Linked DNA regions of Homo sapiens: region 2 is linked to region 1. A link is a loop called in an ENCODE intact Hi-C map of the cell type or tissue named here. Cell type or tissue: endothelial cell of umbilical vein. All regions are shown on one strand. Links, peaks and the distances in the headings refer to the core of each region. The heading gives the core; the rest is flanking DNA.

What was found. Hi-C counts contacts between places; a loop is a spot of excess contacts. Peaks named below come from ENCODE experiments on the same cell type or tissue, not always from the same donor. Only the 100,000 strongest peaks of a DNase experiment are listed, where the experiment ranks them.
Region 2: it touches region 1 in a loop (8-fold over the local background); 19 of 110 quality-filtered maps call a loop at or near these places.

What each region holds. Positions count from the first base shown.
Region 1 is chr11:5,711,174-5,720,899 of GRCh38, reverse strand. It overlaps the pseudogene OR52U1P. Among named protein-coding and RNA genes, the nearest start is that of OR56B1, 20 kb to the left of the region's middle. In endothelial cell of umbilical vein, for the core only: a CTCF peak has its summit at 8,205 (motif pointing right); no DNase peak of the experiment used is centred there.
Region 2 is chr11:5,597,235-5,601,660 of GRCh38, reverse strand. The region is part of intron 1 of TRIM6 (tripartite motif containing 6); the gene reads right to left. All of the region lies in intron 1 of TRIM6-TRIM34 (TRIM6-TRIM34 readthrough), which reads right to left. It also overlaps a transcript of TRIM5 not described here. Among named protein-coding and RNA genes, the nearest start is that of TRIM6-TRIM34, 2.8 kb to the right of the region's middle. RefSeq lists enhancers at 1,008-1,302, 4,336-4,426. In endothelial cell of umbilical vein, for the core only: a CTCF peak has its summit at 1,181 (motif pointing left); a DNase peak (open chromatin) is centred at 1,150; H3K27ac peaks cover 432 bases.

The sequences.
Region 1 (9,726 bases), core at 7,051-9,550:
CTCTGGGAATTTCAGATTATGTTTTCTGTACATATTCCCTAGGCTTATAAGGAAGGAACCAGTTCTGTTGCTCAAGTGTAAGTCTTCTGCAGTAAGGATAACATAGTGACTAAATTCAATCTTGAACATTCATTGTCCTTTTTGACTCCTCCTAAGCAATCTTCTCCATTTTACCTTCCCCTTGAACACACAAATACACACACACACACCTACACACACAGCTTAGCCTTATCTTGGCAAAGTAAGTAGCATTCTACAACTCATTGATTTGATGCTGGGCAAGTCATTGGGTGCCCATGTGTTCTCTCCATATGGAAACATTCTACCTCATCTTATGTGTGTTCAGCATGTGTTGTTCAAAATGCTTTTACAGACATTATAACATGTAATTTGTCCAACCCCTCTGTCAAGTATAGAAAGCAGATGTCATTATTTTCATTTCACAGTGGGGATAATTTCCTTGCTTTGGAATTACTGAGATCAAGAAGGTCTCCTGTCCCTTAGCTTCTCTGACCAAGGATAAACATCTTGGCAGCTAAATCTGCCAACATAACATATTTCTACCACTAGCTGATTCCCCCAGGAATTGCATCTACTTAACATTCCTTCCTCATACTCACAGCTGCTGGATTACCAGACAAGTTTCTGACCATGGTCAGTGGTTGTGGGTTCTTCTTTCCAGCAACCCTATTTGGTCACTTTGTCCCAGAACTCCTTAGTTTTCACTCCATAAATTATAGGACTGAGCATTGGAGGTACAAGGAAGTAAAGGTTGCCAAGAATGATGTGGACATGGGGTGGAATGCCTTGGCCAAAGCGGTGAGCGAGAAAAGAGAAAAGTGAGGGAGTATAAGAAATAAGCATGACACAGATGTGTGTGGTGCAGGTGTTGACTGCTTTGTGGTGGGCTTCCTTAGAAGAGAGATGCATTATAGCCTGGATGATTAGCACATAAGATGAAGCAATAGCTGAGAGATCCAGCCAGCAACCAACAAGGCCACCACCAGGCCATATATCCTGTTGACTGTAGTATCTACACAAACCATCTTCACCACAGCCATGTGCTCACAGGAGGTGGTGGGGATGACACGATTGGCATGATAGGGCATTTGCTGAAGGAGGATGGGCATGGGGAGAATAAAGAGGATAGCTCTCACCAAACTCACTAAGCCAATGAGTCCAGTGCAACTATTGGAAAGGATGGTGGCATAGCGCAAGGGCTTGCAGATGGCCACATAGTGGTCAAAGGCCATGGTCATCAGGACAGCTGACTGCATGGCAGAGATGGAGTGGATGAAGAACAGCTGAACCAGGCATCCTTCATAGCTGATCTCACTCTGGCCAAACCAGAAAATGCACAGCACCTTGGGAATGGTGGTTGTAGACATGCCCAGGTCTGTGAGGGCCAACAGACAGAGGAGCAGGAACATGGGTTTGTGCAGGGAGCGCTCTGTGGAGATGGTGAGGAGGATGGTGCAGTTCCCAAGCACCATAACGAAATACATGGAGGAGAAGGGGATAGATATCCATCTGTGTTTGTCCTCCATGCCAGGAATTCCTTGGAGAATGAAGAAAGAAGGGTGGCCCTGTGAGGCATTGCAAGCAGTCATGGTGGCACCCTGCCGAAGTACTTGTGGAGAACAACAAAGAGGCTACATGAGCTTCAATTTAAAAAAAGAGCTTCAACATGGAAAACAAAGATCGAAATGTTATACACACAAATGATTCTGAAATCATGACGCTATGTATCATAGGGTATAGTTGTAATAGTACAGTAGCAATAATGAAGTATAACTTCATTCATATCCAAGAGGATATATTTTATGCTAAATGTTTTTATTAAGGACAAAATGATTCATTATTAATAAAATATTAAATAAATTTTAATATATTAAGAAATAAACATGTATCAACTTAAAGAACAGAACTTGAAGTATGTACAGCAAAAATGCATGGCATACAAAGAGGAGCTGACAAAATGCAATATACTCCTTTCGGAAACCAAAAGATGAAATGTATTCAACACAACAGATTTTTTTTTAATTAAGATGACTTAAAAGCTTATAGTAGAATTATGCATCCAAAAATTAAAGAATACACATTTTCAGCAGATACAGGATATGAGGGAGTGGGAACCTTATTGATGAGAATGGTGCAATGATGATGAAGAATGAAGTGGGCAATGGGGTGCTGGACAGCTGAGGCTCACCAGAATATGAACATAAAGCCCACCCTCATCAAGAACACTTACCTGAAAGAGAGGCAGTGAGAGGATAGGCAGCTGGTCCCAGACACATTCTGAGAATGTGTATGTGTGAGTGTGTACATAGGTATGTAGGTATATCTTAAACACCCATATGACTCTTGGAGAGCACACCCGTGGCCTTGCATCTCTCCATACTTCACTTCTGGGCACCCAGAATCCACGGTGTGGTCTTTTAAGTAACCTAAGTAAAGGCCCTCAGGGTGCCCAGCATTAGCTCTTTGCTTACTTCTGCCAACCCCAACCTTCCACCTCCCAAAAGACAAGGCACAACTATTATTATGTGTAAAACTGACCCTGGAGGTTGCCTGAGCTCCCAAGAGATGAGGATAATTAGTCTTAGGAATTCAGGAAATGTTCCAGACTTTGCCAATCTTGGAGGAGTTTGAAGAGAGAGAGGGTGAAGATAAAACTGAATCAATGGATGGATGGATAAATAAGCAAACTGTGGAGTATATGTAGAATGCGAATATTGTTCAGGCTTAAAAAAGGAGGATATCCTGCCATTTGACGTAACATAAATGGACCCGGAGGAGATGATACTGAATTAAATAAGCCCATCACAGAGAGACAAATACCACATGACCTCACTTACATGTGAAATTTGGAAAAACGGGGGGTCAAACATATAGAGAATAAAACGATTACCAGGGTCGGGGTCACAGAGAGGAAATAGAGATATTAGTCAAAAGATACAAAATAGCAAACATGCAGAATGAACAAGTCAAAACACCTAATGTACAACATGGGCACTATAGTTAATAACAGTATATTGTATCAGGATTTTTGTTGAATGAGTAGATTGTAGCTGCTTTCGCTACATGAGGAAAAATGGATAACTATGTGAGATGATGAATATGTTAATTTGTTCCACTACAGTGGAACATATATATACTACAGATATAGATATGTTATAACATCGTGTTGTATACCTTAAATATACACAATAAAATTTATTTTTAAAACAAAGTTGAATCTGATAACTAGATTGGGGACTAGCAGTTTTGGCATTCTTTTTTTTTTCTGTAAAAAGAAAACAATCCAATTTTTATTTTTTTTTATTATTATTATACTTTAAATTTTAGGGTACATGTGCACAATGTGCAGGTTAGTTACATATGTATACATGTGCCATGCTGGTGTGCTGCACCCACTAACTCGTCATTTAGCATTAGGTATATCACCTAATGCTATCCCTCCCCCCTCCCCCCACCCCACAACAGTCCCCAGAGTGTGATGTTCCCCTTCCTGTGTCCATGTGTTTTCGTTGTTCAATTCCCACCTATGAGTGAGAATATGCGGTGTTTGGTTTTTTGTCCTTGCGATAGTTTACTGAGAATGATGATTTCCAATTTCATCCATGTCCCTACAAAGGACATGAACTCATCATTTTTTATGGCTGCATAGTATTCCATGGTGTAGATGTGCCACATTTGCTTAATCCAGTCTATCATTGTTGGACATTTGGCTTGGTTCCAAGTCTTTGCTGTTGTGAATAGTGCCGCAATAAACATATGTGTGCATGTGTCTTTATAGCAGCATGATTTATAGTCATTTGGGTATATACCCAGTAATGGGATGGCTGGGTCAAATGGTATTTCTAGTTCTAGATCCCTGAGGAATCGCCACACTGACTTCCACAATGGTTGAACTAGTTTACAGTTCAGTACCGTAAACTACTGTTTCAGTACTGTTTACTACTGTAAACAGTACTGTAAACTACTGTTTCAGTACTGTTTACCAACAGTGTAAAAGTGTTCCTGTTTCTCCACATCCTCTCCAGCACCTGTTGTTTCCTGACTTTTTAATGATTGCCATTCTCACTGGTGTGAGATGGTATCTCATTGTGGTTTTGATTTGCATTTCTCTGATGGCCAGTGATGGTGAGCAATTTTTTCATGTGTTTTTTGGCTGCATAAATGTCTTCTTTTGAGAAGTGCCTGTTCATGTCCTTCGCCCACTTTTTAATGGGGTTGTTTGTTTTTTTCTTGTAAATTTGTTTGAGTTCATTGTAGATTCTGGATATTAGCCCTTTGTCAGATGAGTAGGTTGCAAAAATTTTCTCCCATTTTGTAGGTTGCCTGTTCACTCTGATGGTAGTTTCTTTTGCTGTGCAGAAGCTCTTTAGTTTAATTAGATCCCATTTGTCAATTTTGGCTTTTGTTGCCATTGCTTTTGGTGTTTTAGACATGAAGTCCTTGCCCATGCCTATGTCCTGAATGGTACTGCCTAGGTTTTCTTCTAGGGTTTTTATGGTTTTAGGTCTAACGTTTAAGTCTTTAATCCATCTTGAATTGATTTTTGTATAAGGTGTAAGGAAGGGATCCAGTTTCAGCTTTCTACATCTGTCTAGCCAGTTTTCCCAGCACCATTTATTAAATAGGGAATCCTTTCCCCATTGCTTGTTTTTCTCAGGTTTGTCAAAGATCAGATAGTTGCAGATATGTGGCGTTATTTCTGAGGGCTCTGTTCTGTTCCATTGGTCTATATCTCTGTTTTGGTACCAGTACCATGCTGTTTTGGTTACTGTAGCCTTGTAGTATAGTTTGAAATCAGGTAGCGTGATGCTTCCAGCTTTGTTCTTTTGGCTTAGGATTGAGACTTGGCGATGTGGGCTCTTTTTTGGTTCCATATGAACTTTAAAGTAGTTTTTTCCAATTCTGTGAAGAAAGTCATTGGTAGCTTGATGGGGATGGCATTGAATCTATAAATTACTTTGGGCAGTATGGCCATTGTCACAATATTGATTCTTCCTACCCATGAGCATGGAATGTTCTTCCATTTGTTTGTGTCCTCTTTTATTTCATTGGGCAGTGTTTTGTAGTTCTCCTTGAAGAGGTCCTTCATGTCCCTTGTAAGTTGGATTCCTAAGTATTTTATTCTCTTTGAAGCAATTGTGAATGGGAGTTCACTCATGATTTGGCTCTCTGTTTGTCTGTCGTTGGTGTATAAGAATGCTTGTGATTTTTGTACATTGATTTTGTATCCTGAGACTTTACTGAAGTTGCTTATCAGCTTAAGGAGATTTTGGGCTGAGACAGTGGGGTTTTCTAGATATACAATCATGTCATCTGCAAACAGGGACAATTTGACTTCCTCTTTTCCTAATTGAATACCCTTTATTTCCTTTTCCTGCCTAATTGCCCTGACCAGAACTTCCAACAATATGTTGAATAGGAGTGGTGAGAGAGGGCATCCCTGTCTTGTGCCAGTTTTCAAAGGGAATGCTTCCAGTTTTTACCCATTCAGTATGATATTGGCTGTGGGTTTGTCATACATAGCTCTTATTATTTTGAGATACGACCCATCAATACCTAATTTATTGAGAGTTTTTAGCATGAAGGTTGTTGAATTTTGTCAAAGGCCTTTTCTGCATCTATTGAGATAATCATGTGGTTTTTGTCTTTGGTTCTGTTTATATGCTGGATTACATTTACTGATTTGCATATATTGAACCAGCCTTGCATCCCAGGGATGAAGCCCACTCAGTCATGGTGTATAAGCTTTTTGATGTGCTGCTGGATTCGGTTTGCCAGTATTTTATTGAGGATATTTACATCAATGTTCATCAAGGATATTGGTCTAAAATTCTCTTTTTTGGTTGTGTCTCTGCCCGGCTTTGGTATCAGCATGATGCTGGCCTCATAAAATGAGTTAGGGAGGTTTCCCTCTTTTTCTATTGATTGGAATAGTTTCAGAAGGAATGGTACCAGTTCCTCCTTGTACCTCTGGTAGAATTCAGCTGTGAATCCTTCTGGTCCTGGACTCTTTTTGGTTGGTAAGCTATTGATTATTGCCACAATTTCAGCTCCTGTTATTGGTCTATTCAGAGATTCAACTTCTTCCTGGTTTAGTCTTGGGAGGGTGTATGTGTCGAGGAATTTATCCATTTCTTCTAGATTTTCTAGTTTATTTCCATAGAGGTGTTTGTAGTATTCTCTGATGGTAGACTACTGGGTACATAACGAAATGAAGACAGAAATAAAGATGTTTTTTGAAACCAACGAGAACAAAGACACAACATACCAGAATCTCTGGGACACATTCAAGGCAGTGTGTAGAGGGAAATTTATAGCACTAAATGCCCACAAGAGAAAGCAGGAAAGATCCAAAATTGACACCCTAACATCACAATTAAAAGCACTAGAAAAGCAAGAGCAAACACATTCAAAAGCTAGCAGAAGGCAAGAAATAACTAAAATCAGAGCAGAACTGAAGGAAATAGAGACCAAAAAAACCCTTCAAAAAATTAATGAATCCAGGAGCTGGTTTTTTGAAAGGATCAACAAAATTGATAGACCGTTAGCAAGACTAGTAAAGAAAAAAAGACAGAAGAATCAAATAGACGCAATAAAAAATGATAAAAGGGATATCACCACCGATCCCACAGAAATGCAAACTACCATCAGTTTTGTTTATTTCTGCAAGCTGAGAAATCTGGGCAAAACAAGGCCCTCTAACTCACCCCCAGACCCACTGAGAGAGGCAGGGGAAAAGCACCCTAGATGAGTCACAGAGGCTGTCTATAAAGATTTAGACATGTTTTCTGGGGTGCAGGAAGAGATTGGAGAGCTGAGTGGAGCAGTGGCCCAGGTAGATGGCTGTTTTATGGCCAGAACTTCTGGGAACCGTGCAGGGATGGCTGATTTGAGCTCAGCTTAGGCTTCCCACAGGCTTTCTGGCACTGCCCAGAAGGATGTGGTTGCTGCTGCTGCTTGTGTGCTGTTATCAAGGCAGCAGCCGCTGTCAGGGCGCTCTAAAGAATGAGGTCTGTAATAAGTCACCCTATACTGTGCTAGTCTTGCTTACTAACTATAGCAAGATTACCTCTGGAGGGCATTTACGTAAGTCTCTAAGGTCTCTTTAGGGCTGCTGGGCAAAGTGATCTCGAGGAGCTCTACACCTCTTTTCTTTCCTATGAAATTGCAACAACTTGCTGCACTACAGGGTGTTTATCAGGGCCAGAGACCTGAGTAGAGTTATGTGGCTTGCAGAAGCCCACTGCCCATTCCCATTGACAGAGGGCCCTAAGCAGTGGCTAGAGAACTGTTTCACTAGCTTTCTCCAAACCCCTCTGTAACGAACAGACACCCACTAATTTCCACCTCTTTATACTCATGCCTTTATAAAATTTCTTCCTTTTTAGAGTAGGCAGAATTTCTGAATTCCTTATAAGCAACATTATGTGGCAAAAGTGATGGGATGTTACTACCATGGTTGTCTTATATTATGTAAGGCCTTCTCACTAAAATAGTCTTCTTCTCCTGTTGGCCTTGAAGAGGCAACAACCATAGTATGAACTACCTATTGAGAGGTTCATGTAGCAAGAAACTTCAGGCAGTCTTCAGGATCAGAGGGCCTAGGTCCTACACGAGCAAGGAACTGAATTCTACTAATAACCTAAGTTAGCTTGGAAATAGGTCCTTCCCTACTCTGACCTCCACATGAAAACTCATCCCAGCTGGCACTGTGAGTTCATTATGGAGAGATCGTGAAGGAGAAAACCCATCTAAGCTGGGTCCAGACTTCTGATCCACAGATACTGTAACATAACAAATGTTATCTTACATTTATCTTGCTACTAAATTTGCAATAGCCTATTTTAATGCAGCAAAGAAAGCTAATGCAACTTTTACCTGCATGGGTAAAATACTGTACATTAATATAATCTTTATTAATAATTCAATTGAAAAATGTTAAGGACTTTGATTCTTTACTCAGATTATTCTATTTCTTAAAACAGTTAATTATTTCAAAACTAAATTAGTATGCATTCTTAAAATTATTTTTCTCAAGTCAGAGAAAAGAATCCAAGAAAAAAAATAACATATACCACTCTTGTGTCAGTGCATATGTTCCATGAAATAGCAGAAGTTATTACAAATATACTATTATTTAATTCTCATAATATCACTGCCAGGTAGGTCTTATAAGGGCCACTAGGTGGCTATGTCATCATTATGTAAAATTCCACCTGTTTTCAGAATGCAAGTTTGTAACCATTCAATTATAAAGTTCATCCTCTACACCAAGAGGAGGGAACATTTTCGTCATGTCATCTGCAATAGCCTACTTGTCATAAAGTGCTTCCATGTCCTTCTTCCTCATTTATGGCTATATGTATTCAGATTATCAATTTACATTTGATGGCACCTAAAGTTTTTCTTAAAACTCCTGCAGATCAGCATTTCCTGGGCTCTCCCTTCTGTCCCCATCTCCTGGGAAATTGGCTGCGGCCTTCTCCATGGCAGTGTGGTACAGAGGAGTGAGCATAGGTGCTTAGTAACACAGGCCTGGTATTAATCCTGCCTCTTCTACTCAATAGCTTTGGGACCATCAGGAAAACTCTAACAGCTTATTGACTCCTTCAACCCCTTTATATAAATTTCTCTTTGGCCAGGCACGGTAGCTCACGCCTGTAATCCCAGCACTTTGGGAGGCCAAGACAGGCAGATCACCTGAGGTCAGGAGTTCGAGATCAGCCTGGCCAACATGGCGAAGCCCCATCTCTACCAAAAATACAAAAAAAATTAGCCGGGCATGGTGGCACGTGCCTGTAATCCCAGCTACTCGGGAGGCTGAGGCAGGAGAATTGCTTGAACCCAGGAGGCAGAGGTTGCAGTGAGCAGAGATTGTGCCATTGCAGTGAGCCGAGATCGTCCCATTGCACTCCAGCCTGGGCAACAACAGCAAAATTCCGTCTCAGAAAAAAAAAAAAAAATCTCCTTTTTATGATATTTGTACAGATTATCTTGGATAATGTTCATGTGTGTATCTATAATATATTTATACATATTATTATATGTATATATACCTATATGTATAGATATATGAATGAATGTGTATACATGTCTATATCAATCTCAAGCCAGGCACTTTCACACTATTCCTTTCTTCAAAGTCCAACAAATCTTGATGTGAATTCTGTACAATGGCATAACCTGCCCTAATTTATAATGTATACATGATGGTTAATTTTACATGCTAATTTGACTGGTCATAGATTGCCCGGATTAAACATTATTTCTGGTGGTATTTGTAAGGGTATTTCTGGTTGTATTTGTAAGGGTGTTTCTGGTTGTATTTGTAAGGGTGTTTCTGAAAAAGATTAGCACCTGAATAGCTGGACTCAGTAATGGCTACCTCTCCAAAGCTTGCCCTCCCCCAAGTTGCTGGACATCATCTAATCCATAAAGGATCTGAGTAGGAGAAAGGGTTGAGGAAGAAGATATTTGCTTCTTTTCCTGCCGCAGTACTTGAGCTGAGACATGTCACCTCATCTTTTTCTGCCTTTGTACTGGCATTTATACCATCAGCTCCCTGGTTCTTAGGGCTTCAGAGACACACTGACTTATATCACCAGCTTTTGGGTCTCTGGTTTCCAAATGGCAGATAATGGGAAGTCTTAGCCTCCATAATCAAGTAAGCCAATTCCTCATAATAAATACATATCTCTTATTGTT
Region 2 (4,426 bases), core at 74-2,573, 110 kb after region 1:
TCAGCCTCCTGAGTAGCTGGGATTACAGGTGAGCGCCACCATGCCCAGCTAATTTTTGTATTTTTAGTAGAGACAGGGTTTTACCATGTTGGCCAGGCTGATCTCGAACTCCTGACCTCAAGTGATCTGCCTGCCTTGGCCTCCCAAAGTGCTGGGATTACAAGCGTGAGCCACTGCGCCCAGCCTGGGGAGGTAATATTTTTACAACTCATGATTCTGTAACCAGTTGTGATTTAGAAATCACATTCTCTTGCTTTCTTTATCCCTCATGGACAACTCTGCATAAATAAGAGTATTCTCCATTCTTTAATAAGAAGAGACATTAAGTGACTTTACACAATCATGCACCTTGTAAGTTGTAGAATTGGCATAACCTAACCTTTCCAGGGTGCTAGTTCAAAGCTTCGTCCTCAAACTCATAACTTTGACCAAAGACAGTCAGTGGTAAAGGCTGTGAAAGTCAGGCATGGACCAAGTGCTTTCGAAGTATGGAAATGAGAGAGATCCTATTTGATGATGGGATTTTGCCAGGGCCTGTCTTAAACTTCAGCAGGATCCTAAGGGGGTCCATATGTAAGGAGAGGTGGCCGGTAAGGCAGTTGAGACCTTATATCTTCATTGAGAAATATGACCTTTATTGTCTATTTTTCTTGGAAGAGTTGTTGATAAATTACGTTACCATTGTTTAAAATCACACTGAGAATACTCTTTAGAAAATTTTTAAAACTGTTTCCAGCACTGAGTTATTTTCACTGGGAGCCATTTGTTCTGCTTGTCTACCTGGAGTTGTGTTTGGGCCACCAAAGAAGAGCCAGCTAACACTGCCTATGTGAAGCTCTGGCCCTGGTTCCAGGCGTGACCTCGCTGTTCTGAACAGGCCACAGTGCGTAGGGAGCAGGCAGAATTCTCTAACTTGTCTTTGGCTGGTTTCCCAGCAAAAGTAAATGTACACTGATGTAAAAAACAGTCCGTGTGGGCCTCAACACAAGGCCCTGTAAATTGTACCAATTTACCCCCATCTTGAGGACCTGGTGGATTTAAAAAGTATATCAAACTGCCTCCCAATAACAACACTCCCCTTAGAAGAAAGGGCCTGAGAAAGTGTCTCAGATAAGGGTAAGAAAAAGTCATGGGATGTAAGCATAAGCCTCCTAGCGGCCCTGCTGGGGGATCTAGCGAGCCGAAAACAGGTTCTTGGCGCTGCCATCTAGTGTTCTGTGGTGCTTCTGCAAGTACTAGCCTGGCTCTTCAGCTTTGCCATGCTTAGCAGCAGCGATGCTCACAGCAAATATCTACAGAAAGCCCATTAGGTATTCAGCAAGAATTTAATTATTTTGTACATAATAACTCAATAATTCCACATAACAACATTATGAATGTCCCTTAAATCTCATCTCATAGTTGTATAAACTGGTATTTAGTAGATCTTTCAAGTGGCGGGGCCGGTGTTGAATGCAGATACGCAGGCTGCAGAGCTGGAGCTCTTATTACTCCCTTATATTCCTCATCTCCATAAAGGGTGCAAAATATAATTAACAAATTAATGAACTCTGTGCATCTAACTGGTAGTACTAATTGGTGTTACAGACGTATTTACCTATCATCTGAGAGTCTGTTTAACCAAATTAATCACACCTGTGGGAACTGCACTATTATTTCCTTTGTTAATATCTCCTACCATACCCACATCATCTCACTTAGCACACTGCACTATAAGGCTCTATTGCCTTTGATAATAGAGGCAATAGAGGCTCTAGAGGCAATAGAGGCTCTATTTATCTTCCAGGTGCCCCAGACCTTAGCACTGCAGCTAACACAGGAAATGATCAATTAACTTTATAATGGATTGAAAATTATAGCTTACTGCTGAGCTTATAGTTGGCCTTGATGTTGGCACTAGAGTATAGAAATAAATGTGCTATCTTATCAAAGTGTTACTGTTAAAAAATAATTGTGTTGGCCGGGCGCGGTGGCCCAAGCCTGTAATCCCAGCACTTTGGGAGGCTGAGGCAGGCGGATCACAAGGTCAGGAGATCGAGACCATCCTGGCTAACACGGTGAAACCCTGTCTCTACTAAAAATACAAAAATTTAGCTGGGTGTAGTGGCGGATGCCTGTAGTCCCAGCTACTCGGGAGGCTGAGGCAGGAGAATGGCGTGAACCCGGAAGGTGGAGCTTGCAGTGAGTCGAGATCGTGCCACTGCACTCCAGCCTGGGCGACAGAGCGAGACTCCGTCTCAAAATAAATAAATAAATAAATAAATAAATAAATAAATATAATAATTGTATTGGTATTATATTTTAATTGAAAGTCCAATTCCAATTCATCCTCCCCAACAAACACATGCACACTTTCATTTCAGGCAAAACTGTATTTAGCGTACCCAATTCTCTTGAAGGAGAACTACTGCCTCATAAATGCAATGTAGTAATAGTCCCAAACTGAAAAGAATCCATGACATCACTAACTGGTAAATGAACAAACTGTGGTGTATCCATACAGTGGCATATTACCAAACAATTAAACTGTTAATATATACAACAAGATAAATCTCAAAAGCATGCAAAGTGAAAGAACCCAAACATCAAATTTAAGTTATTGTATGATGCTATTTATGTGAAATCCTAGAAAAGAGAAAGCTATGGTATTTGAAAGTACATCAGTGGAAGCCAGGGCCCAGGAGTGGGAGAAAAGTTTGAACTGCAAAGGGCATAAGGAAATTTGAAGGGTGAATACATAAAGGGAAATGCCCTTTATGTATCATGATCATGGTGGTGGTTACACAGCTGACTGCAACTGTGAAAATTCACAGAACTGTATGCTTACAATTTGTAACTTACTAGATAGAACTCAATAAACTGACAGAAACAAAAAAATACAAGAAAAATTAAAAGCTTGGTTTCTGATCTTCTAAGCATAATGGAACTGTGTTGTCAAACATGTAGCCAGATATGGCTCTTGAGCATTTGAAGTGTGGCTACTCAGAAATGGGTTGCTTTAGGTACAAAATACACATTGGATTTTGAAGATTTAGTTTAAAAAAGTTAAAGGATCTTATTAATTTTTTTATGTTGATCACATGTCCTAATTGTATTTTGCATGTATTGGGTTAAATGAAATGTATTAAAATTAATTTCACCCGCTTATTTTTAATGAGGCTACTTGAGTATGTAACATTACATATGTGGCTTCATTCTATTTCTAGTTCATTATATGTCTTTTTCCTATCTAATATGCGCTGTAGATATTCATCTAATACTCTCTTTAGACAGAGAAAAATTCTTGAGCAGAAAAAAGATTTGTAAGAGTTGAGGTCTCTTGTCAAAGCTGAGGCTTGGGAAAGAAATTGTGAAGGAGGGGAGCATACAGTTAGCATAGGTGACCCTTGCCCACACACCAGCAAGCCCTGACTGCCCACTGCAGCTAAGTGCAGCCCAAGGGAGATATGGGAGGCTGCCAGTTTCCAACTGAGGCCAAGTCTCCAGAGCAGTGTGGACGGGCTGAGAGAAGGCATTCTGACTGTGAGGAGTGCAGACGAGAAGAGCCTGCAGTCCCAGAGCCCAGTGCATCAAATTAGCAGAAGAAAGAGCCCAAATTCACAACCAGGTGGGACCAATTAAATCAGAACCAGACGCCTGAAAAAGGTCTGCTAACTAGCAACACTGCAAGCACTTGGAGTTCTTTATGCAGAATCTCAGTCTTTCCTGGAATGATTCAGAATCTGCACTTTAATATTAAAGTTCTCTAGGTGATTCTTACGCACATTAAGGCTTCAGAAGCACTGCCTTAGATAAAGGACCTTCTTTCCCAGGTGGATACAATTTAGGGTGCAAAACAGCTAGAAGAGGGAGGGGGACAGAGAATGGCCTGCTATTTAGATACGAAGCATCTTTTAGAATGGAAGCTTGCATCGATATCAAAATGGCTTTCAGAATAAAAATCAGTGACTCAGCAGGGGATACTGGGGCTGGTGTAGGCTGGGGGTTCAGAGTTAGGAATGACAGAGCGGGCCCGTCCACCAGCTGGGAGCCCTAGTGAAAGTGGAATAAAATAGGTGGCAGTTGCATTTATAAGTGAGTTGGGCATGAGTTCTTGCACTTTAGGAATAACATTTTTTTTTATCTTTGTGTAGGGTTATATTTAACCTATTATCTGCAATTGATTATCTAACAGGACTCAATAAATATTTGAATTGGAACATAATCAGTTTCAAAACAAAAAATTTAATTTCCACTTCAAAAGAATTTCTACCCCCTGCATTTCAGAAACCTATAATTTAAAAATTGTTTTGATTGTGCATTTTTTTAAAGCTAGGCATGGAGTTTGCCAGTAATAATGACCATAATTTGTGTCAGGCAGCCTCCTACGTGTTTAAATCTGTCTCACTCAATCCTCACCAAAACTCTAAGATATACATATTACTCC